2 separate regions of the Homo sapiens genome follow, and region 1 is linked to region 2. Evidence: chromatin loops called from intact Hi-C (ENCODE). Cell type or tissue: Caco-2. All regions are shown on one strand. Links, peaks and the distances in the headings refer to the core of each region. The heading gives the core; the rest is flanking DNA. Region 1 overlaps PIP5K1B (phosphatidylinositol-4-phosphate 5-kinase type 1 beta). Region 2 overlaps PIP5K1B (phosphatidylinositol-4-phosphate 5-kinase type 1 beta).

Region 1 (11,852 bases), core at 1,163-9,162, 62 kb before region 2:
CCTCATTATTCCCCATAGGCCCCACCTCGTAATACCATCATATTGGGGGTATGGATTCCAATATATGAATTTATGTGGGGGAGGGGGGCACAAACATTCAGTTCATAACAGATGAAGACCTAAATGAAGTAGAGAAACAAACTGCAGATATGGGGAAAACATTCCAAGTAGAAGGGATGAATAGTAAATGCCAAGTCCTGAGGCACAGCTTGTTTGGCCCACTTGAGATACTGGGGGAAACCTGAATGGCCAAAGCTGAGAGAAGTAGCAGAAGGGGAATACTTGGGACCAAGACAAGTAGAGCTTTATGAACCAGATAATGACTTTGGATTTTGTTCTTAGTGTGATGAGAAGCCATTAGAGGGTTGAGTGAAGGGAAAGGATATCCAACGAGAACCTCCTGCCCTGTGTCTCATGAAGAGGCAGTATTTCAAGAAGAGGCTTAAAGCTGAGAGTGTTTTGCTAATCAGTGAAGATGTGACTAATGAGCTGCTGGGGAAGTCAAGCCTTCTGTAAGTGAAAGTGTTTGCATTCATTGTACTCATAGGTACCTTCCCTAATGGTGATTGTGAGCCAGGACACTAGTTAAATTGTAGCTACTTAGAAGTGGTAATTCATGGCACACTTAATGATTTCTTCCTATGTTTAATGACATTAATATGTTCAATCATCATTTAAAAATTATCTTTCTTAGCTCTAAAGTAATAATTGCAAGAAATGCATTAGGGTACTGGTATATGGGGGTTGCATAGGGAGAAAGAAGGAATTTTGAAGAAAGGTTTAACAAGAATTTAAAATATTTAGATGAATGGAGATATTTATATCCAAATATATTCATGTTCTTATAATATCCTTCTTATAAGAACTTTTCAAATTCTTCTACTTGAAATATATAATTTTTAAATCACTGATTATTGAAGAGTAGGAGTAAACTCTTGCTTTCTGTTACCTAGGGCAAAGCATATCTTGGTTCATTTCTGGGAGATAGAAAAAAGCTCTAGTCTAATTGATTTTTCCAGAATAGAAAAGGAAAATAATTTCTTAACATGTTCAACTGTATTAAAATTTATATTAAAACCAATATAACTAAGATTATCTAAAAGGCAGTGAGAAAGGGAACATATCTATATCTATACACACATAATGGTCAGTATCCCGAATATGTAAGGTATGTGTATAATTATACAAGAACTAACCTTTATTTGGATAAATGGCCAAAGGTTAGGTACTATCATTTTTATACATGAAAAGGACCAACATAGACAAAAGTAATCATCCATAGTAATAGTAAAAGCAATACAATCTGAAGTAACTGAGTCTTAAGAAATAAAATGATAAGTTACAATGTTGGCATGGCTGTGTAGAATTTGGTATTTGTAGATTTTTGTTAGCTTTCAAATTAGTATATACTTCCTAAAGGGTACCAACAATATTTAACAAAAGCCATTTCATTGAATATACCCTTAGATCCAGTAATTTCCCTTTTCAAGGGAAAATAAGTCAAAGGAGAAAAAAAAAAATCTTGTTAGAACAACATTCATTATAGTCATGAAAGGCTAAAAATGACTTCGATATCTAACATTTGGGGAAATGATTAAACAAACCATAATAATTCATAACAATAGAATATTACTTGCAGATAGAATATTATGGAGAAGTCTGTGTGAAATTAAGTGAAAAAAGAGACATAATGTTGTGAAAGACTGTTTATAAGCAAGTACACTGATCAGGATGAAAAAGCATAGAATGGTTACATACAATTTGCATTGATGATTTTGTTTACCTTTTAATTGTGTATTTGGCTGCATATGAATATGGCATGAAGAACAGAAGAAAATATAATTCACTTAAAGGAGGTATATCATAGGATATAGAAAATAATATCCAGGGTCAACAAGATTTGGAGCACCTGATACGAACAGCCAGGAAATGGGATGCCAATGAGGGTCTACTCTATGCTTCCAATGAAAGTGAGGATGGAGTAATTGAAGAAATACTCCTCAAGACTAATTGAAACTAACATTCATTCCCAAAAAGTAAGCCATGTCAGCAGATGAGATTTATTTTTGGATTAAAAAATAACTTCACAGAAACTTTTAGATCTGTTATCGCGGCCCATATCCAGTTACAACATTAAATTTTTTTCTATATAGAAACAGATTTCTAAATTCTTAACAGATATCACACTTTGAGTAATGTCATATACAAGTAAATTGCAGAAAAGCAGAGAATTTCAGCCAACAGAAGTCACTGTAGTGGACTTTGACCTGGACTTTGTTGTGAAATAAAACTCTTGAGCTTGTCACACCAAGTTGTATTGGAATGGGACAATAAATTCCAAAGATTCATTGAGTCCTTAAAATGGGTGGGTAGGCTTTATGTATATGCTGGGTACAAATTCAAATCGACTAGGTTGGAAACAAGAAAAGGATGAATGGATTTCATGATTGTTTTGAATTTAGAATTTTGAATACAGTTATCCAATATTTCTTCTCCCCTCTTTTCATGAGAAAGGATTACCCTGAAATGGGGCCAGGCAGGCCACTGGTTTCCTTGAAGTCTTAGTTGAAATATGCTTCTTCAATCATTAACCAGTAAACAGATATGACTTCCATAATCTTCACTGTCAAGGAAAGTTACCTTTAGCACATGCCTGTGGATCCCTTTCAATATGTGTGATAATTTTGGTTTCAAGGGTCATGTGTTATGGTCAAGTGCTGCTTCAGAATCTTAGAGGCTGTTCTAGAACGCTTGATGTCTAAAGCTTGCCATGTTTCAATTTAACATCAGTTTGTGAATATCTGTTGTGCCAATATGATTTCTGGTATCCCTGATGTCTGGATAGGACGTATATATTTTGTGGGGAAAACAGAAGAGGTGAAGCTAACACTGCATTGTGTACACTGGACAGGATCAGTGATGATCCAGTTCCTTTGTCTTCCCAGCAAAGAACAGCCTCTGAAATGAGGCTGATGTTGACCACTTCCATAGATTATTGAGAGGGTTAACCGAGATAAAGGAATATGGGTGGCAGGAACTAAGTAAATGCTACTTCCTTTCACTTTTTATGTGCAAAGTATTTTGAAAGGTGCGGAGGGCAAAGGGGCTAACGTTTTAGACTGAGTGGGTGGTTGGGGAGGCAATCGCAAAAACAAATGTGTGATCCTTGCTGTCAGGGAATTTGCAACAGGTTGGAGGAGCCAGGCAAACACACTCAATTAGGGGAAGATAATGCAATTAAAAGAAAGGTGGTAAAAGTACTGAATGTGGCTGGAGTTAGACAGCCTTAGGATTGCAAATTAAGCCTTTGAGGTTAGTGCATGTGATGGTTTGTATAACCCAAATTTGAAGAAAGGCTGGTACACAGGGCAAATGCATACTAGGAAAATACTCTGAGAGACAGTCACACACTTTAAAAAGTGATAAAATGTTGTAATTATACTGTTTACTTTTGAAAACTGCCTATTGTTCACTTCACTGTATTTCAGGAAGCATTTTATAATAAGCAAACTGCAACCCTTTTTTAATGTTTGTGGAAGGAGGTGTGGGAAGTAATGGCGTTGACTCTCAGCCACTTCTGGCTGGTCTCTGTCTTCGAGGGATTCCTGAGCCTCCACCGAAGCACCATGGGTGGGGCTGCTGTGAACTAGTCACGAGCTAGATTTGCTTGCTAGCCACTCCTGAAATTCTTACTGTGATGTTGGAATAGGGAGGTGGAGGAAATAAGTGTTTTATTTATACCTCTCCTTTGGGACTTACCACCTTTCAAGGTGTAGTTTCAGTTATTTGCAGGTGTGTCTTATCTTCCCTGTTGGATTGTAAATTGCTTGCGGGAGGAAGGGTCTCTCGTTTATTTTTCAATAAACAAAATGTTGTCAAAAGGAATTCCCTTTACTCCAAAGTCTTGCTGATTGAATTACATGGATCTTTTTTGTTGTTGTTTATTTAATAGCACTATTCAAGAGTATCTGAAACTATATCAGTATTCATTTAGTCTTTGGCATATTTGGGATTCAAAGGAAATTCATTCTCTTCCCACGTCTAACTTGTACTCTCCCGGTGTTAGGGATCAACCACAGCATGTTTTAGAGTCTTCATCTATATCCCTCTGGAAATTCAGAACTTTGACCACCTACTGTTTGTGCAGAGGAGATCAGAGGAGGCACTTGTCTCACATCTGATAGCTAAACCAGATACGTGGGTCTGGTAAACAGAAGCAGGTGGAACCCAAAAGAAGACAAATTGACACATCTAACAAATGTAAGAAGGCCATTGTTTTCCCTGGGCATGGCTTTTTGGGAGAGCTCAGAGTTAAGTAGCAGTTGACATGACAGAAATGGCAAGAACACAGTGGAGTAGAAAGGTCTGCTGTCCCTGAGGCAAAGCCGGGTAATTCTTTCTTGGAAAGAGTGGGCATTACAATTGATTACTGGCACAGTGGGCAGGCATCCATGAAAAGCTCATAATCCGTTGCTGGTGATGTGGAGGTGGGTTGGGGGGGGGGCGGCGCGGTGGGAGATGATGATGATGATGACGACGACGATGATGTGGTTGGAACCTGTACCAATTTTGATGCTTTGCACATCCATTGAATTTTGGTGCCCTCTTCCTCATAGCAGAAGGGAAAGTTATTTGATCTAGGTGTGGGCCGCAAGGTGATTGTAAATGCTCATGTACTTGTGTAGTTGAATTGGTGGTAACTTATTTTTAGAAGTCCTCTAAGAAGCCAACCATCCAACCACAAAATTTCCAGTGGGAAATGAGAAGCAGATTGCTGAAGAGAACCTTGCTGCTTGCCGTCTGTACACATGCAGTATGGCACTAGGTGCTGGTTATTCCTCCAGTACAATGGTTAATCTCTTGCCTGTTCCACCAAAGCGTGTGAGCCAGGCTGGCATTGGGCTCCAAACTGCAGAGCCTTGCATATTTCGTTTTTCTCTGTTTGTTCATTTTGTGTCTACCAGTCTAACTGGTTGACGTGTGAAGCAGTGTGAAGAATGAGGGCTAACCGCAGTGCTTCCCAAAGAATTTTTAAAATTGCTCTTTCCCTTGAATCCTATTGTTTATACTATGCACAAACTCTGTGTGACATTTAGATTTGGGGGAGAACAATTGAATAAAATTTTTCTCAGTCAGTTTGAGGTCACAGACCAAGGGTTTTTCTCTTTTCTTCTGAGATCCCCACTTATTGAAATACTTAGACTCTTTTTTTTTTTTTTTTTTTTTTTTTTTTTTGAGATGGAGTCTTGCTTATTCGCCCAGGCTGGAGTGCAGTGGCGTGATCTCAGCTCACTGTAACCTCCGCCTCCCGGGTTCAGGCAATTCTCCTGCGTCAGCCACCCAAGTAGCTGGGACTACAGGTGCAGGCTACCATGCCCAGCTAATTTTTGTATTTTTAGTTGAGACGGGGTTTCACCATGTTGGCCAGGCTGGTCTCGATCTCTTGACCTTGTGATCCACCCGCTTCGGCCTCCCAACGTGCTGGGATTACAGGCGTGAGCCACTGTGCCCGGCAATACTTAGACTCTTTAAAGGATCATTTAACTAGTATATTTATTAGGAGGCAGTAGAATGTATTGTGGTGATTAAGAGCTTGAATTTGGGCTGAAATTCTGGCTCTGCAACTTCCATGCAACCCCACGAAAGTCACTTAGCTACTTTATTCTTCAGCATTTTCAGCTATAAAATGGGGGTAATTATATTCCTACCTCATTGACTTATTGTTAAAAACTCAATGTTAAGTACTCAAATTCTTGCTAATATTTATTGGACAATTTGATTGATCAAGGCACAAAGTATATACAGAAAAGTAGATGAAGTTCACCCCATTAAAGAGTTTACTACAGTGTTGTTGAGGAAATACGCATGTGAGACACAACCAACTGCCTGGGAACTCAAAGTGAGACAGGTTTTATTAGAGTTCAGAGGAGAGAAAGATCACTCCTATGTAGGAGGCACACAGAATTAATAAAGCTAGAAGAAACAATAGAAAGGGAAAGATGTCTTAACTGGGAGGGAAGGACCATAAGAACAAAGGCTCAAAGCTACGTCCAACATATCTCTACTGCTTTGTTGAGTGGTTGACCAGTGAAGACTGCTGGTAGCAGGCAGATGGGTCCAGAATGTATAAAATGGACTGGATATAGAAGATCCTCCTCCTTTTTCTCTCTACTTATTTTTCCTCTAATGTGATGACTGCTACCTGCTCCCATGACATTTTGCTCAAATGGTCTTGAAACTCACAAGGATAAGAATGTCCCTCCAGTCTATACAAAAGGGAGAAACAGGATTGATAAGGAAGGAAGAACATGCTTATCTATAAATCCACAATCTGATGGAGGAACTATTCTGCAGAACATTTGGTGAGGTTAAAAGAAAAAGGAAAGCAGCCCATCATTTGATTGTTGTAGGAACCTTCTACTAGCCAAACAGATGGAGGCTGAGGCTGATCTGTTGATACTGGGCAAATGGCAAAACTGGAAAAGGCAATAGGAGGTGACCATCTCAGCTTCTGCTGGCTGAGTAATTGGGCTAAAAACAACCTAGTGCCTTTCGGCCTATTTTTGTCACTTTTCAGAATACAACAAATAAATTGCTATATTGGATTTAACACCAACCATTAAGAAAGAATGACTTTATGGCATGGAAGATGGAGGAGCCTTTGATGACAGTGGTCCTGATCTCTTGGAAGTTTTTTTTAACAAACTTTTTATATGAGAACATGTTTAGATTTAGAGCACTATTACAAATGTAGTGAGAGAATTCTTATATACCCCATACCAGTTTCCCCTATCTTTATCTTATATTAGTATATACATTTGCCACAATTCATTAACTAATTTTGATATACTACTGTTAATACTTTATTCAGATTTGCTGTTTTCCCCTAGTGTCTTTTTTTTTTTTTTTTTTTTTTTTTTTTGGTGGTTGTTCTTGTTCCAGGATCCCATCTGGAATACCACGTTATATTTGTCATTAGATTTGTCATGTCTACTTAGGCTCCTCTGGGTTATAAGTTGACCTCCTCTTGATCTCAGCTCACTGAAACCTCTGACTCCCGGGTTCAAGCTATTCTTGTGCCTTAGCCTCCCAAGTAGCTGGGATTACAGGCATGTGCTACCACGCCCAGCTAATGTTTTGTATTTTTAGTAGAGATGGCGTTTAGCCATGTTGGCCGAGCTGGTCTCGAACTCCTGGACTCAAGTGATCCGCTTGCCTCAGCCTCCCAAAGTGCTGGGATTACAGGCATGAGCCACTGTGCCCGGCCACAAATAGATATTTTAAATATGACAATAATACATGCTTTGGAGAAAGGTAAAGCAGGATAAGGGAGTAGGGGGTTCTGAGGTGGAATGATGGGACTGTTACTTATATACAGCAGTTGAAGAAAGCCCCATTGCTAAGGTGGCATTTGAGCAGAGACAGGGAGGAAGCAAGGGAATGAGCCATGCGCATACCACTAGGAAGAGTATTTCAGGCAGAGGGAGCAAACAGTGCAAAAGCCTGAAGCAGGAGTGGCTTGGAACACTCCAGGAACAGCAGGTTGGTCCATGAGCCTGGAGCAGGGTCAGCCAGGTAATGAGATGGAGTGAGTGAGGACAAACACAAATTTGGGCAGGTGGTGTCTGGGATGGAATCACGGAAAGCGCATGTGAGTGGCTGTCGTGGGAGCTGTGTACTGCTGTGGAGTTGGGCTATAGAGGTCCTTGTGGGGACTTGGTCTTTTTCTTTGAGGAGAGAGGAGCTATTGGAGGCTTTTGAGCAGAGGAATAGGGTCATCTGATTTCATATTTGAAAAGGACCACTCTGGTCACTCTGAATGTTGCAGAAGTAGAAAGACCAGTTAAAAAGTCTTTTACTCTACTAGTATATTTTATCTTAATCTATTAATCTTGATCTATTTGTATGCATATTTCACATGTAGTAATTGTGTACATACAGTTTTGCCATCTGTGTATTTTAACATTTTTTTTCTGTTGCTCTGTAGTCCTCAGGTTTATAACATTCAGTGGCTGCATAATAGTTTGTGTATTAGTCTCCTACTGCTGCTGTAAAAACTTACCACAAATGGAATGGCATAAAAGGATACAAATTTATTATCTCACAGTTCTGGAGGTCAGAGTCCTAAAATCAAGGTGTTGGCAGAGCTGCACTCCTTCTGGAGGCTCCAGGGAGAATCCATTTCCTTGCTTCTTCCATCTTTTAGAATCCACCCTCACTCCTTGACTCATGGCCTCTCACTCCATCTTTAAAGCCAGCAGCATCTTCAAACCTCACCTCTGCTTCAGTCACCACTTCTCCTATTCTGAACCTCCTGTCTCCCACTTCTACACACTTTTGTTATTACTTTGGGTGCATTTGGATAATCTCCCCATTTTGAGGCACTTAATTTAATTACATCTCGAAGATTCCTTTTACCATGTAAAGTAGTATATTCACAAGTTCTGGGGATTAGGATGTGGACATCTTTGGGGACATTATTCAGCCTACCACAGCTGATGTTTTGTAGTTTACTTAACCATTCCCATTGTTGAATACTTAGAAGGCATCCAGTTTGGGGCCATTTTGATATTCCTATACTTCCTATAATTATATACTTTGACCTTCTTTTCTTTCAGATTGTGTCTCTTAAGATAAATATCCAAGTTTAGGTTTCCTGGAACAAAGAGCATGAACATCTTATGTATTTGCTTCCAAATACAGTTAAATTATTGGTAAATATATAAGGATGTCAGTTTCCCTACAACGTCACCAGGTTTGCTTTCTGTCAATTAAAGGTGTGTTTCCAGTTTGTTACAAAATGACATTTTATTGGTGTGTTTATTTTATTTCCTTGCTGGCTAGGTTGAACCTTTTTGGAGTGTGCATGGCGGCATATGTCATTTGTATTTTGAGAATAGTGTTATGTTTATTTTGCTTTTTAGTTGTATCTGGAGCTAGAAGAATGGGGACAGGATTAGACTATTGCTTAAGTAAGGGCATAAGGCTAGCATGAATAGATGATGTATGCAGAACTATGTTGCTTTCAATTCTCCATCAAAGGAAGTGATTTCCAAAATTAAAAGGGTGTTACTAAAAGGGATTTGGATGACAATGAAAGAAAATCCAGGTAATTTGAATGCATTTACCTCTCTGGGGCACACTGGATTGTATCTCAGGGTTAGCAGGGTTGAAGGAGTTAGCAGGCATCATCTTTGAGCCATTGCTGGTGATTGTTGAGTGAACTTGGAGAGTGGCAGAGGTTCCAGAAGACCAGAGATATGCAAATGTTGTTCTATATAGCTTTTGACAAAGTTGAATTCCTAAAACTTTCAATGTGTGAAATGCACCCTTGCAAAATTTCTGAACTATCATCATATAAATTATTTAGGAGTCCAGAGAAGAGATTGCATTGATCCTTAGGAACCAGCATAAATCTACTAATGCGTAGTGACCAATTGTCACATTTTCTTTTATAAAAGGGGCTTCTATATTGGAAGATAATGCCAAAGACATCAAAGCATTTGACAAATATCTCTCACCGGTCTCCTTACGCACATAATAGAGAGATGTTGGAGGATGACAGAATAATGCAATAAATTCATAGCTGATTCTATTCATATGCCATAACATAGGTAATGACTGAGTGTTCGTCAGCCTAGAAAGAGGTTTCTAGTGGCAGGTATTTAGGGTTTTCTTGGCCCCAAACTGAAGCAGGATCCTTAGAACTTGGATAGAGATCTGAAAAATTCATATGTATGTGGCTGATGATGTAAACCTATAGAATAAATCTTCATAATATGAACTATGAAAATAGGCCAACACCAACTAGGTACATTTAACAGAAATAATGAGAACTTCTAAAATTGAGGTTGTATTTATAATTGAAACAACAGTTGATTTTCTTTATTTTTGGCCGTCTTGAATTTCACCAATTAAAAACAGTAACACTTGTATAGTGAAAATGACTTTTTAAGGTTAATTCATGTATGGTAGGAGAATGCTGGGTCCACCTACATATGGTTGCTATGAGAGCATGCTATAATAAAGAATTGCTGGACTGAGAGGAAAAGATGTGAGTACTGTTCCTGTCACCACCATAAACTAGTTGTCATCTTGGGCCAGCAGTTGGCATCACCTTCCTTGGATCTGCGTATTCTCATCTGAAAGCTGGAGATGACAAGGGGTGGGGTGAAGTTAGTCACTTTGCTCCATTCCGGCTGTCATGTGATATGAGGCAGTACAACTTGATTCTCATGTTCCTTGGCGAGTTTGGCCAAATTTCTAGACTTTTAAATGGACCCTTCCACATATTTCTAGCTTAAACAGACCCTTTCAGGCCCTCTCTGAGAAGGGGCCCCTTTTCTTTTAATCTGCAAGTTCCTTCAGATCACCCTTCTTCAGGATCATATTAAACTATCCACATTTTCAACGCTTCAATCCAAGTTTCAAACAGTGTACTTGAGCCCACTTTGATCTCAGGAAGGCCAACATTTTTTTTTTCTTCTTTTTGGGCTCAGGCCCATGCCTCAACATTTCTGGATGAGCCTATACCCTCTTCTTCACCGGCCAAAAAAGTTCTCCATGGCTTTACCATGGGGTCCAGCCTTCAGTTTCTTCATTCTCCGTCAGCCGACCCTGAACAATCCTGGCCACCGTTGGCATTTGATCATCGACTGTTTCTCTAGCTTCCTCCCCAGCACCACTATTTTGATTCTGCTGTAATCTTTATGACCATTTAATTTTGAATTTTTAAACTTCATATTTTATTTTCCTATTTCATATCTTCACATTATCATTTGTAAAGGAGTTTAAAATATTTCATGTGCCTCGATTTACTCTTGCATAGTCTGATTTTCCCCTCTTATCAGTCCTCAAATATCATCAACTCTTTGTTTTCTGCTCTTATGGGACGCAACATTTGTACATCTTCATACAATCTAGCCTTTGGCTTCTTTTGTCTATATACTTAGATTAACCTCTCAGAGTTGGAGATCTTTGACTGAGGGATATAGTAGTATAGTTCTTGATCCATTTTGGGTACCTTTATTTTGACTGACAAAGACAAGAGGCCACGTTAGCACATTATATTCTTTCCTTAAAACTTTAAAATATTTAAGAAGGCAGCATTTATATTTAAACATAAATTTCAGCCTCCTTCTTGGGGCTTCCCTTAATACCAAAGTAATTTTGGTTGGAGGAATGTTTTGCAGGCTGTGATATCTCAGATTGCAACACTTCTCAGCCTGCTGTTTCCTGTGCTTCTCCTCCAGCTCCTTCCACTGAGAATTCTCCCCAGGCAGCATTTTCACGCTTTCAGTGCTCATTTCAGGCACTCTCTGCTCTGCTGTGCCTATGCATGCTTGAGGCTTTGCCCTAAACTCATGTGACCTGCATAGCTAATTTCAGGTTCTCAGTCTAGGCTTACTACTGCTGAACCCAAGAGACTGATGTATTGCCCAGACTCCTGCACGCTGTCTGCCAGCCACAGGTACATTCTGGGGTCATGTATTATGCTCCTGGTTAGCACATTGGGCAGGGAACAAGCTACCCATTGTGGCTGTGACCAGGTATAGAGTCTCTGCTTATCTGAAAAACAGTTCTTTGACCTCACTACCTGTGGCCATTCCTTCCTGCTACTGTGTCCTTGATCAGCCAGCTCCCCACCCTTTGCCTAGAAAGCATTCCCAATCCCTACCAGTAAGATAAAGGGAGCAAAACAGAAAGCCAGTTCTGTGTGGCCCAAGGCTCTGCTATATATGTGTTTGCATCCAGTGTCTGAATTTTCTCCCTGAAGAAATGGAAGATCTTGGGACGGATCTTTTGGTAAGATTTAGATGTTGCGTAGCTCCTAACAAGGCTGTATAAATAGA
Region 2 (11,852 bases), core at 2,203-10,202:
CACCTGGGGTTCATGAAGGGAAGTGTAAGGTCTGGCATTCCAATCAGCTTGATACAGCATCAATCATCCCCTGGGTTTCAGCAGCAATTGTAGAACCTGATTTATCAATAATGGCATCAATCTCTTCAATCACATCAAAATAGGCCTCATTGTTGGTGTATTTCACCCCAGTACCTCGCCAAGGCACCATTGACAGTTATCCAGTGGGAAGTTGGTCACCCACATTGGTGCTTCCTGTGATGGTGTTGACAACTGTTCGAAGGATAGTGGGAGGCTTTATCTTTTCTTTGAGGATATTTGACTCGGTAGCCAACGAGTCAGCTTGGAAACCCATTGCCAAGCGTCTCTTCTGATGCCGCATAAATCACAATCACATTGTCCTTCATCACTAATTCTGAACAGACTCCAACATAGTCCTGAAATGTGTCCACTACTCAGTGAAGAAACTCTGACAAATAGAGGGGAGACCTCCATCTGGATCACAGCCACAAAAAAAGATCTTGTGGTGGTAAACACTTAAGAGACAGTGGTGAGGGGTAGGGATAACTGGAGGCACACTTTCTGCCTCAGTAGCTTGTTCTTGCACCTCAAAAAAGTATTCACAAACAGAACAGTGTACCACACTTCTCCAGTGTTTCTCCAGGAAAATATCTCCAGAGGAGTTGATCAAGAAAAGTCTATAAATCATGATAGACTGTGATTGTCAGGTGAGAAAGGAAAGCCTTTTTCAGTCTGAAAGCCTCAGGACTCTGCAGATTTTCAACCCCATCTTTCAAGACCAGGCTCAGTCTTCCTCTACTGCACGAGCCTGAAGTATCCCTCCCTTGAATACCCGGCCTCACTCCTCGGAGCACCTGATGCTTGCTCCACCTTATGAACAGGTCCCACCCTGCTCTGCTTTACATATTTTTTAACTGACTTTATATTTGAAATTTGAAATTACCAATCCCACAAATTTTGGATTTTTTTGTTTTCTTTAAATATATACATATATATAAACAGAGCTATGTTTAATTTATACAGTATCTTTGGTTGTTCCTAGATTGTCATTCCTAGGGAAACAAAGACAACCAGTTTGACCCTTCCCTCCCCTCCTTTCCCCTAAAAAACTCTAAGTTAAAACTGTGGCATTTTTTTAAAGGAAAAATGTAACACCAAGATTCAAAGAAGGATCATGCTTACCTCTTCTTTCCCTGTGAGAGGCTCTCCCCAGAGGTAGAGATTTAAATTCAGAGGAATTGAGCAATCCTTGAGAAACTTTACTTTTTAAAAACTTTTCTTCATAGAAAAATCAATTCACTGGTGAGTAAGAGGATCCGAAAAAGGAAAACCTCCCTTTGAAAACATTCCAGAATTGGTGATTAGACTTCCAGTTTCATACTATCATGTCCCTACATTAGACATTTTGGAACAAACCATCAAAAACCACAGTTGGTTCCAAAGGGTTAGTCTTATTTTTAGAAGTTCAGTAAATATTTAGAAATCACTTCAACACTGACTTTTAGTTCTATATGTAGCTTGTTTGTGAAAATAATTTTATAACAGAATAAGGTTAAGCAGATAATGTCAAATAATTGGGTCTTGTGTATGTACACCCAAACGCACATGAGCGCGCACACACACACACATACACACACGCACCCACTCACTCACCCTTGTGGACCTTTTTCTGCGTTCCTGGAGCCATATTTAGCTTTCCTGCCACTTTAGATTTTCTTCTATTTTTCCCTTCATTTTCTTAAACAGAAACTTGGGCTTTGTAAATGATACTGAACTATGCATATACCTATGTAGGTACTATATAGATAGAAAGTGTGCTGTGCTTTGATTTTGCATCAGCGGTTCAGATTTCAAGTGCTGCCCTAAGAGAGAAGTAAGTATTTGGTACTTGTACCTAGGACCTCTTTGTGCCTGATTTCTGTTTCTCCTTTTTGAATTTCTAGAATAAATACTCGGGGAGATGTAAAAAATACTCATTTACAAATTTTAAGGCAACATGACTGAAAGTAGAGAACAGAGAACCTATTGCTTTTGTTTACCCGCAGAAGTTCGGTTCTGTATCAATGCCAGGTATAATTCTGGTTTTTTTCCAGTTGCCTACAGTGGTCCCCCAAACCAAACTAACCTCTTAAGGCTTGGCTAGCAAGGCGTGTTGTGAAAGAATACAATTGAGAAAGATATTTTGTGCCCCAGCAGAGTAAAATGGTTGTTTGAGGTAATCGCTCCTGGGATTCGGCAATCCATCTCCCTTGCTTTAAGGACAAAGAAAGGTTTTAATGTCGAGATGCCAAGAGGATTATCAGAACTTGGGAGTGACAAGTAGCTGTTGAGTATTGGTATCTTTTGGGAAGGAAAATATGAGATATTTGGGAGGGAGTGGGAGTGAGGGGATGATGGATGGATTGGGTATTTCTTTTGGCACTGTAAATGTTCTCTTGGACTATTATTGTGAACTCCCTGTTGAGTAAAGAATGGCATTGAGGATGGTTTTCTTCATTGTTTGTTTCACTTCATTTAGGTTTTGGATTTGAATCAGGATGTGTTTAAGAATTTCTTTGAGTCTCTTTCCCTTGATGCTCTCTTCTTTTGAGTCCTCTTGGGGAAAAAAGGTAAATAATATAATTATAATTGTCAGGTTACTTTGAGTCAAGAATTAAAATTCCTGATGCTCTTTACCAATTTATATTGCATTTCTAACTCTGAATTTAAATTTCATACCTTTTCTATATAGTCTTTCTCAAGGCCCCGTTTACCATACTACTTGCTTTCAGTTATTTCTAAAATACAAACTTGAGAATGCAACTGTAATGGCTACCACAGAAGTTCAAGTTTAAATCAAACTATGCAGTATGAGTAAAAGACCTCTCCACTTCAACATATCCCCTGGATTCCAGTACTCTAGCTAACTGAGCTGCCTGCAGTTCAGTGTTTTCTGTATATGCTTACTGGCTGTGCTTTCAGACAAGCTGTGTCCTCTGCTTAAAATGGCATCTTCTTCCTCCTTCCTCCACAACCCCTGCCAACTGTTTTTCCTTAACTAACTCCTTAAAAATTTAGTTCAAGGGGCACATCTTTCCTGATGGCCCCTGCCTCTACAACCACGGTCAGTTAGGTGCTTTCTTCTGTGATCCTGTTGTTCCCAGGGCTTCCCTCTATAAAGGCAATTAATAGTCTGAATTGTATTTGTATGGTTTCTTTTCTCTTTGCCCCATGCAAAAATAGGGACTAAGCCTTTTATTTATGTCCCTAATACAGGGACATAATGCAGAGCACATTATAGTTACGCAAATTTATGTTGAGTAGATGAATTAATAGATGGATAAATGGATGAACAAATGGTACACAGTTTCTGTTTTGTTTTGTTTTATTGAGTTCATGATATTTGCGGTGAGATTTTATTCCATTTACAACACAGTGCCATTTAGAAATTCATTCAACAAGCATTTATTCAGCATTTACTGTGGCACATGTGTTTTTTTGTTGTTGTTTGTTTGTTTGTTTGTTTGTTTGTTTTTGAGACAGAGTCTCGCTCTGTCGCCCAGGTTGGAGTGCAGTGGCGCGATCTCGGTTCACTGCAAGCTCCGCCTTCCAGGTTCAGCCATTCTCCTGCTTCAGCCTCCCGAGTAGGTGGGACTACAGGCACCCGCCACCATGCCTGGCTAATTGTTTTGTATTTTTAGTAGAGACAGGGTTTCGCTGCATTAGCCAGGATGGTCTCGATCTCCTGACCTCGTGATCCGCCCGCCTCGGCCTCCCAAAGTGCTGGGATTACAGGCGTGAGCCACTGCGCCTGGCCCACATGTTTTTTAAGAAAAAGGAATGTAGTAAGATTCTTAGTGGAACAAGTTCAGTCACATGGCTGAGCCCTTTATAGTTTGCTGAGACTAGAAATTCATTCATTAAGCGATGTTGATTAAAGCACTGATTATGTGCCTCACACTGGGCTAGTCTCTTAGGATACTTTGGTGTACAAAACAAAGACTCCTGCCCTGTAGAACCCACATTTTGCATACATTCTAACAGGGTAGAAGGAGGGGCAGTAACAAACATAAAAAATAAGTAAATTACTATGTAAATTTACACATATAAAGTGTGTATGTGTGTATGTGTATACACATATAGTGTATGTGTATACACATATAGTGTAAGGAACAGGAGCTCAGCATGGCTGAAGCAGAGTTGTTGAAGGGAAAAATAGTTAGAGGGGGGTTAGAGAGGTGGGCAATAGTGAGGATTATTGCAAACATAGGTGGCATAGTATCTTGTATGAAGGACACTGGCTTTATGAGTGAGATGAGAGCCATCACAGAGCTTTGAGCACAGGAGTGACATGATCTGTCTTAGATTTTAATAGGAACACTCCTGCTGTGTTGAGAATAGACTCTGAGGGCGTGGTAGAGGCAGGGGGACCAATTAGGAGGCTATCCAGCAATCCAGGTAAGAGATGATGATAGCTTGGATGAGGGTGGTAGCGGTGGAGGTGGAAGAAGTGGCTAAATTATAGGTATATTTTGAAGATAGAACCAACAGATTTTGCTGGTAGATTTAAGGTGGGCATAAGAGAGAAGTTAAGCATAACTGAAAGGTTTGAGGCCTAAACAACGGGAAGGATTGGAGTTGCCATCAGCTGAAATATGGAAATCTATGGGTGGAGTAGGATATTTTTTGGTGGGGGGAGGGGCTATGGCTGTGGAGGTGAGTGGCATTAGCTGCTGAGTTTTGCATACGTTAAGCAATCTTTATTAGACATTCAAGTGGAGGCATCAAGTAAGCAGTTAGATACCTGAGTCAAGTTCAGGAAAGAGGGCTGGACTGAAATACACAATTGTGAGTCATCTGCCTGTGGATAGTGAAGTCAGGAGAGTAGATGGGATCACTAAGGGGAAAGTGTCATTAAAGAAAAGACTAAGAACTGAACCTTGAAGCATTCTATAACATTGAAAGATCAGGAAAAGGAAACCAAGCTAGAGCAATCAGAGAGGTAGGAAAACCAAGAGAGCACGGCGCTTTAGAAACCATGTGAAGAAGACATGAGAGAAGATGGAGTGATGGTGTGTCAGTTGCAGCTGATCTGACAAGTGAGATGAAGTCTAATCACTGAGTGCTGCATTTAGTGACATAGAGGTTACAAGTCACCTGTGTGAGAGTCATTGCGGTGGAGTGGTGCAGTTGGAGCCTGACTTGAGTGGAGTTAAGATAGAATACAGTGAGCACAATTGGAGACAGCCAGATAGCTGAAGAAGGATGTGGGTTCTTCTAGATTCTTGAGGTGAAAAAGGAACTGAAGCGAAAGGTCATCTTCCTCCCCTTTTATTGGTAAATTGGTATTAAGTGTTTCACAAGAAATACTCCTTTACACGTATGTGATTATAGCTTGGGGGAACAATCAAGGATAAATGACAGTTTCTTTTCTTTCTTTCTTTCTTTCTTTCTTTCTTTTCTTTCTTTGGCATTATTGTGAGAGGGAACAATTTTATAAGTAAATGTTTTTACTCCAAACATGAGTAAACTGTTCAAGCTAAGGGCTTTACTGACTTACTTCCTTCATGGGTTTGTCTGGTTCATCTTATTCCCTTGTCATCTATTTCTCCTGATGACTTTTTTCCACTTATAAATTGAAATATAGTTCCACACCCATGACACAATTATTTCTGTAACTTTGGCCCAGTTTCCTAACCCAGAGACATTTTTCTCTTCAGTGAGTGCTGTAAATTAAAAAAAAAAAAAAAAATAGTTCATTGTCTTCTTAGATTTTATTCAGGAGCAGATTTTTCCCTATTCCTTTGCAAAATTGTTGCTGAATAGTGGGAGAGGAGAGGACCAGTAATGATAGGAAACAAACAATATTTTCCTCACTTTGAATTGCTAAGATTTCCTTCTAATCATAGAATATTGTCAGGTTCCTTCTTGTGGGTTGGGAAGTCTGTCTGGATCCTTTACAAAAGAGGACTGAGGGACATCCAAGCCATATTTGTAACCAGCAGGGAAAAATGCCTTCTCCTGGAACTGCTTATCTCTCCTGATAATGCATTTCTGTCTTTCAAGACGTCAGTTAAGTGCCGTGCACTCCATGGAATGTCCTCTGATCCTTCCGGCTCTAGGTAGTATTGGTTTTCCTCTGAATCAGTGTACTACCTTCTGCCTGTACTCCTTACTTTGTGTGTGTGTGAGAGAGAGAGAGAGAGCGTGTGTGTGTGTGTGTTTTAATGGTTAAAACATCTGTGTCTCTACAGGCTGGTAGAACTACATTCCACACCTAACCTTGTGACTTCCAAGCTTTCTGATTTTAGGCAAATTGCTTAATCTTTGTGTGTCTTAGTCTTTTCATCTGTTAAATGGGAGTGGTTCTTATCACAAAAAGTAGTAAGGATTAGAAAGGAATTCTCTATAAAATTGTAAAGTTATTTATTCAGAAAACTGGTAACTTGAATAAATGGAAACCCGAAGAATATATGTAATATATGGAATAATCCCCTATCTTTAGGGCAAATTTCCTGAAGGAAAGGGACAATAGTTTATCTGTCTTTCCTAATACCAGTTGACTGAGAAAGAACTTAGTGAATGTTTATTAATGGTGATAGATAACGCTTGGAAAATATGTGGAATGGTTGCTCACAGAAATCTGTGATATGTGTCTTAAAATATTTGCACATTAGCAAATGTTTTAGACTTTAGGAAATCTTCCAGACTAAAACTCTTTCTAGGGAAATGGTGTTGCAATTTTGATGGTATATAGGAAGTCAGTGAGCTTTCCTTTTAGTTTTCCTAACATTCATGAAAATTTCTGGGTTTCTCCTATTTCATTCATATTTTCATAGAGAATTCAGAAATCTGCTTTAATTTTAACACAGTCAATCAACCTTGTTCTATAATTAGGATGAGAAGTTAAATGACATTTACTTTTGAGCAAACTTTCATAAGATATGTATTTTAATCATGTGAAAAAAAGATTAGAATAACAAAATATACTGAAACAGGCAAATTACACCTTCTAATGAGAGAAGCGATGCAGGTTCATTTTAGAAATTGTAGAAAGTTCTGATAAGCAAAAGTAGTACACTTCACTGAGATGCCATTGTTTGCACTTCATGTATATTGTTCCAGGCTTTTTCTATGTCTAAATATGTATATGTGATTTCATACGGTGATAGCATCCTGCTGTATATTCAGCTCCATAAACAGCTTTTATTCCCCATGTAATATACAGTGAATGTTTTAAATATGCTTCTGCATTTTTTTGATAGTTGCATTTTTTTGATAGTTGCATGTTATTTTTTTCTGTGGATGTACCACAGTTAATCCACTGTTACTCTTTAGTTTGTTTTCAATTTTTTCCTCAATTACAATGTTCTGATGTACATCTGAACAAACTTTTAAAATTTAAAGACCACAAACATTTCTTAGACTTGCCAATATAAAATACCTAATTCAACTTTGTTCATTCTTAAAACATTCCTTTCTGAACCGGTTTTGTTATTTATTTGATGGTCATGTTTGGAGCTCCTGTGTGTGACTGAAAAAAGAAGAAAAGTGTAGTTTTCTGAACATAATCTGCATTTCAGATTTTTTCATGAATCTAAGACAGCATTTTCCTCATTTGATCCAAACTAGAGAGTTTTGATAATGTCATCAGGAAATGATGCTCCGAGGTTGTCTTCTCCTCAACCAGAGCAACCCGTAATTCATGGCTAGTGAGGTTGCCAGGAAGTCAGTGATCCTTACCATTGTGTCATTTGAATGAAAGAAAGGCTGGAGCATAGGAAGTGGGGAGATGAGAAAGAAGCCAGAGTTAGATATCTATCCCACAGATTTAAGGTCACCACCGTTTCCGTCTTTCATAGCTATGGCAACTTGAGATCCCATGTTTTCTAGGTTAGTTATCAAATATTCCCTCCAGTAGCCCAGTGAAACATCTTAGAAATTCTAGTATTTGGACATCAAAACTAGCATATTTCTATTTTATGCACCTAAAAATGACACCAAAACCCTTTATGACATCATGGTTGTCAGTTTTAGGGTTATAAAATATGGTGACCATATATAGATCTTAGGAAAAGGAGTAAAAGAGATGAGTTAATTATTCATTTTTTCAATAAATGTGGTGAATGAATACTTACTATGTACCTGGCACTGTCCTAGGGCCTGGGCTTACAAAGACGAGTGGACAAGTCCTTAAGTTGCTCTTGGCGTGGTACACACATATATGTTTAATGTCTACGATGCTTTGTTGTTATTTGTTGCTGTGTAAAAGACATATGTCCAAGATGCTACAGGAACCCAGAGGAAGGAAATGCAAAGGTTTTTACAGAGGAAGCAACTCTTTAGCAGGTTAATAAGTGGATAGGCATTCCCCAGGGAGACAAGGGGTACATGATGAGTGTCATTCAATATGTGCAAAGAACAGAGTATATTCTAGGATTCTCCAGCAAACAAGAATTGCAATGTTGATTTAAAACATTTGGAGTAAGTATTGGGTTGAATTTTTTGTTGGTGATGGTGGTAGTGTTTGCTAATTGTTTTTATTTTTCCATATTTCTCAGTTTTTTAAAATCTTCATTGTTTATTCCTTTTTAGGGAATTACTAAACCATTTGACCCTGAAAGATCAGATGAAATGGACATGGCTTATTAAGGAGTTGTTGTAACTACTTCTTGTCTCAATGACATACTATTTTCCTGTCTTGGATTTAATTGCTTAGAAATTATGGCTACAGATTCACAAAGAGATTGGAAGAAAGAATAGATAAAGAATATATAGTTCAAATTATCTGCTAAATTTTTTGTGCTGTTAGTAATTAATACTCCAAAATGTGATAAAGATCACTGTGCCCGTTTTGTTTTGTTTTGTTTTGTTTTGTTTTGTTTTAGCATTGGAAAAGCCTTGGGCTATACATTCTGAGATTTCAAACAAAGTAGATTTATAGTGGAAAGGAACCAGAGGTTTAGACTAAATAGATACGCTGTAAGAGAGCCATAATGATCTTATTTAAATATTTTCCACATTAAATAAGGCATGAGTACTGTTATGCTACTGCCTTTTTTTTAATAATTGAATTTGCATCCATGGTGGTTTTTTTTCATTCCCCGTGGAGTTCCACTTGATAGCCAATGTGAATATTTGAAGAAAATAATCTGTTGGAGCCCAGATTTGAATTAAACTTCCTCAAAGTATAATGAAAGTTTTGAGTTTGTCTTATAAGAAAGAAATTTTTGTTTATGCTTTAGAAGCTTAATTGATAGAAGTCTGGAGAGCAATAATTGGGGTGAATTTTTAAGATGGTTGTAAGATTGTTCACTTGGTAAATATTTCTTGAGCTCTTACTGTAGACACTGTGGACCAGTCATTGAACTGAATTAACTTTCACTCTAGTTCCTAATAGACATGTTAAGCTGCTGGCTTCATGGAGTTTACATTATAGTGAGAGGAAACAGACAAAAACAATAAAAGGTAGTTAGTAGTTAGTAAAATCATTGCCAATTACAATAAATGTTAGGAAGGAAATAAACAATGGGCTGAGAACTTGAACCACAGAGAAGCACCTGCTTTGGGTAGAGTGGCCAGGGAGAATCATCATGGGCAAGGGGGAGGCATGTGCATGCACTTGGGGAATTGAAAGGAGGCTGGTGAGCAAGAGGAAGCATAGCATCAGATAAGCATGGAGAGCTAGGCAGGCAACAGACCACACGGGGTCTTATAGGGCAAGATCAGAAGTCTAGATTTTATTCTAATGCCATAAGAAGACATTAAAGGGTTTTACACAAGGCCTAACCTGAACTGATTTCTTTTTTAAGACCATTATTGCCTTGTGGAGAATGGGAGCAGGAAGATCAAGTAGGAGGATGTTATATTAGTCTAGGCAAGAGATATTGGTGACTGGGCTGAGGTGTAGCAATTAGGATGGAGAACAAAAGATGGTTTTGAGAAATCAGCAAGATTTGGGAGAGGGCATACTAAGGAGAAAGAGAGAGAAATCAAGAATGACTGATTTTTGTAAATGAAGTTTACTGACTTGAGTAAAAATGGGAATGAAGTGACATTGAATGAGATGGGAAAGTTTGCAGGGGCAGAAATAAAGAGGTGTTTGAGTTTTGTTTAGGACCTATCTCTAATATGTTTTTGAGGATTCTAAAGGGAGCTGTCAGTTGGCTATATAAGTTCAAAGCTAGGGAAATCTGGATGCAGCTAAAATTATATTTGAGATAAGCACACCTTCCATCAATATGTTGGCTGTAATTTTAAAAAGCATTTGGAGTATACTTGAAAATACTGAAACTCTCTATCTGTAGTACATACCTTCTGTTCATCAGTGACTAATTTTAGGGTACACAACAGTTGTGCAAAAGAATGAAGTCCTCTTAGTTGCACTTCTTATCAAAATCCCAATGGTATTGTTTTATAGAAATAGAAAAAAATTAAATTCATATGGAACCACAAAGGAGCCCAAATAGCCAAAGCAATCTTGAGAAAGAAGAGCAAAGTTGAAGGCATCACACTTCCTAACTTCAAAATATATTACAAGCCACAGTAAACAAAAGAGTATGGCACTCTCATAAAAATAGACATATAGGCCAATAAAATAGAATAGAGGCCCCAGAAATGAACCCATACATATACAATCAATTGATCTTCAACGGGAGTGCTAAGAATACACAATAGGGAAAGATAGTACCTTCAACAAAGGGTGTTGGGAAAACTGGATATCCATATGTGAAAGAATGAAACTGGACTTTTATATCAGACGCAAAACCAACTCAAGATGGATGAATGACTTAAAAATAATACCTGAAACTGTGAAACTCCTAGGAGAAAAGCTAGGGGAAAGGCTTCATGACATTGGTTTTGGCAGCAATTTCCTGGATATGACACCAAAATCACAGGCAACAAGAGCAAAAGTGGACAGATAGGACTAGGACAATATCAAACTCAAGAGCAAAGGAAATGATCAACAGAATGAAAAGGCAACTCATGGAATGAGAGAAAATATTAACAAACTATACATCTGAAAAGGGGTTAATATTCAAAATATATAGGGAACCCCTACAACCCAATAGCAAAAGAAAAAATAAGGAGCCTGATTGAAAAATAGGCAAAGGACTTAAATAGATATTTTTCCAAAGAAAACATACATGAGCCTGGCCTTCCCATATCAGGTTCCTTAGAGAAACTGAAAATAGTGATGGTGAAGGGGCTGGTGGAGATACCTGTGGGCAGCAGGTGCCCGGTTTGGGCCAGTGAGTGAGGAGAAGCCTCACACACAGCATGTGGTATGTGGCTACCATTTTTTCTCTTGCTTAGGCCCTGCAAATGTTGGGGGTAGACCTTGCCTTTCGAATGCAATAGTCCTTGAGGTTTGTACCATGCTTTTCATCCAGCATCTAGACAGGGCCTGCACATGCACAGGTGTTTGTTAAATGGATGAGTAATCCAGTTTTCCTTGTTTTCTGTGGCATGGGGAAGAAACATGGGTTGCTTGAAGTACCTTGGGTTCAACAGACCTCACCATTTCCTTCTTACTGATGTAAGAAGGCCTTGAAGACCCATCCCAGTCAGTCATCCATGGATAGCATCTATGTCAAGAGGATGTCGGGCCTTTATGTGTGATTCTATAGTTAGTGCAGTGCACAATGGGGCTCCACTGAAGGGTAGATGGAGGCTGATTTCCAACCTGTTCTCAGCTGCCACGCTCTGTATCTGCTGTTGAAAAGGGGCCTTTTTCTTTGCAGGGTTAAGTCTGCCCAGAGGTGGTATCTTTTTCTCATTTTTCTGCAAGGGCATAGGCATTTGCTAAATCAGAAAGGTTGCCTTTTTGTCATTCAAACAAAGGTGTCCTAGGCTTCCCAAGGTCATATTTG

The links. Peaks named below come from ENCODE experiments on the same cell type or tissue, not always from the same donor. Only the 100,000 strongest peaks of a DNase experiment are listed, where the experiment ranks them.
Region 1: it touches region 2 in a loop (3-fold over the local background); 6 of 110 quality-filtered maps call a loop at or near these places.

Annotation. Positions count from the first base shown.
Region 1 is chr9:68,728,423-68,740,274 of GRCh38, forward strand. The region is part of intron 1 of PIP5K1B (phosphatidylinositol-4-phosphate 5-kinase type 1 beta); the gene reads left to right. Among named protein-coding and RNA genes, the nearest start is that of PIP5K1B, 29 kb to the left of the region's middle. In Caco-2, for the core only: no CTCF peak of the experiment used is centred there; a DNase peak (open chromatin) is centred at 4,209.
Region 2 is chr9:68,788,983-68,800,834 of GRCh38, forward strand. All of the region lies in intron 2 of PIP5K1B (phosphatidylinositol-4-phosphate 5-kinase type 1 beta), which reads left to right. It also overlaps the pseudogene LOC100421655. Among named protein-coding and RNA genes, the nearest start is that of PABIR1, 15 kb to the left of the region's middle. In Caco-2, for the core only: no CTCF peak of the experiment used is centred there; a DNase peak (open chromatin) is centred at 6,139.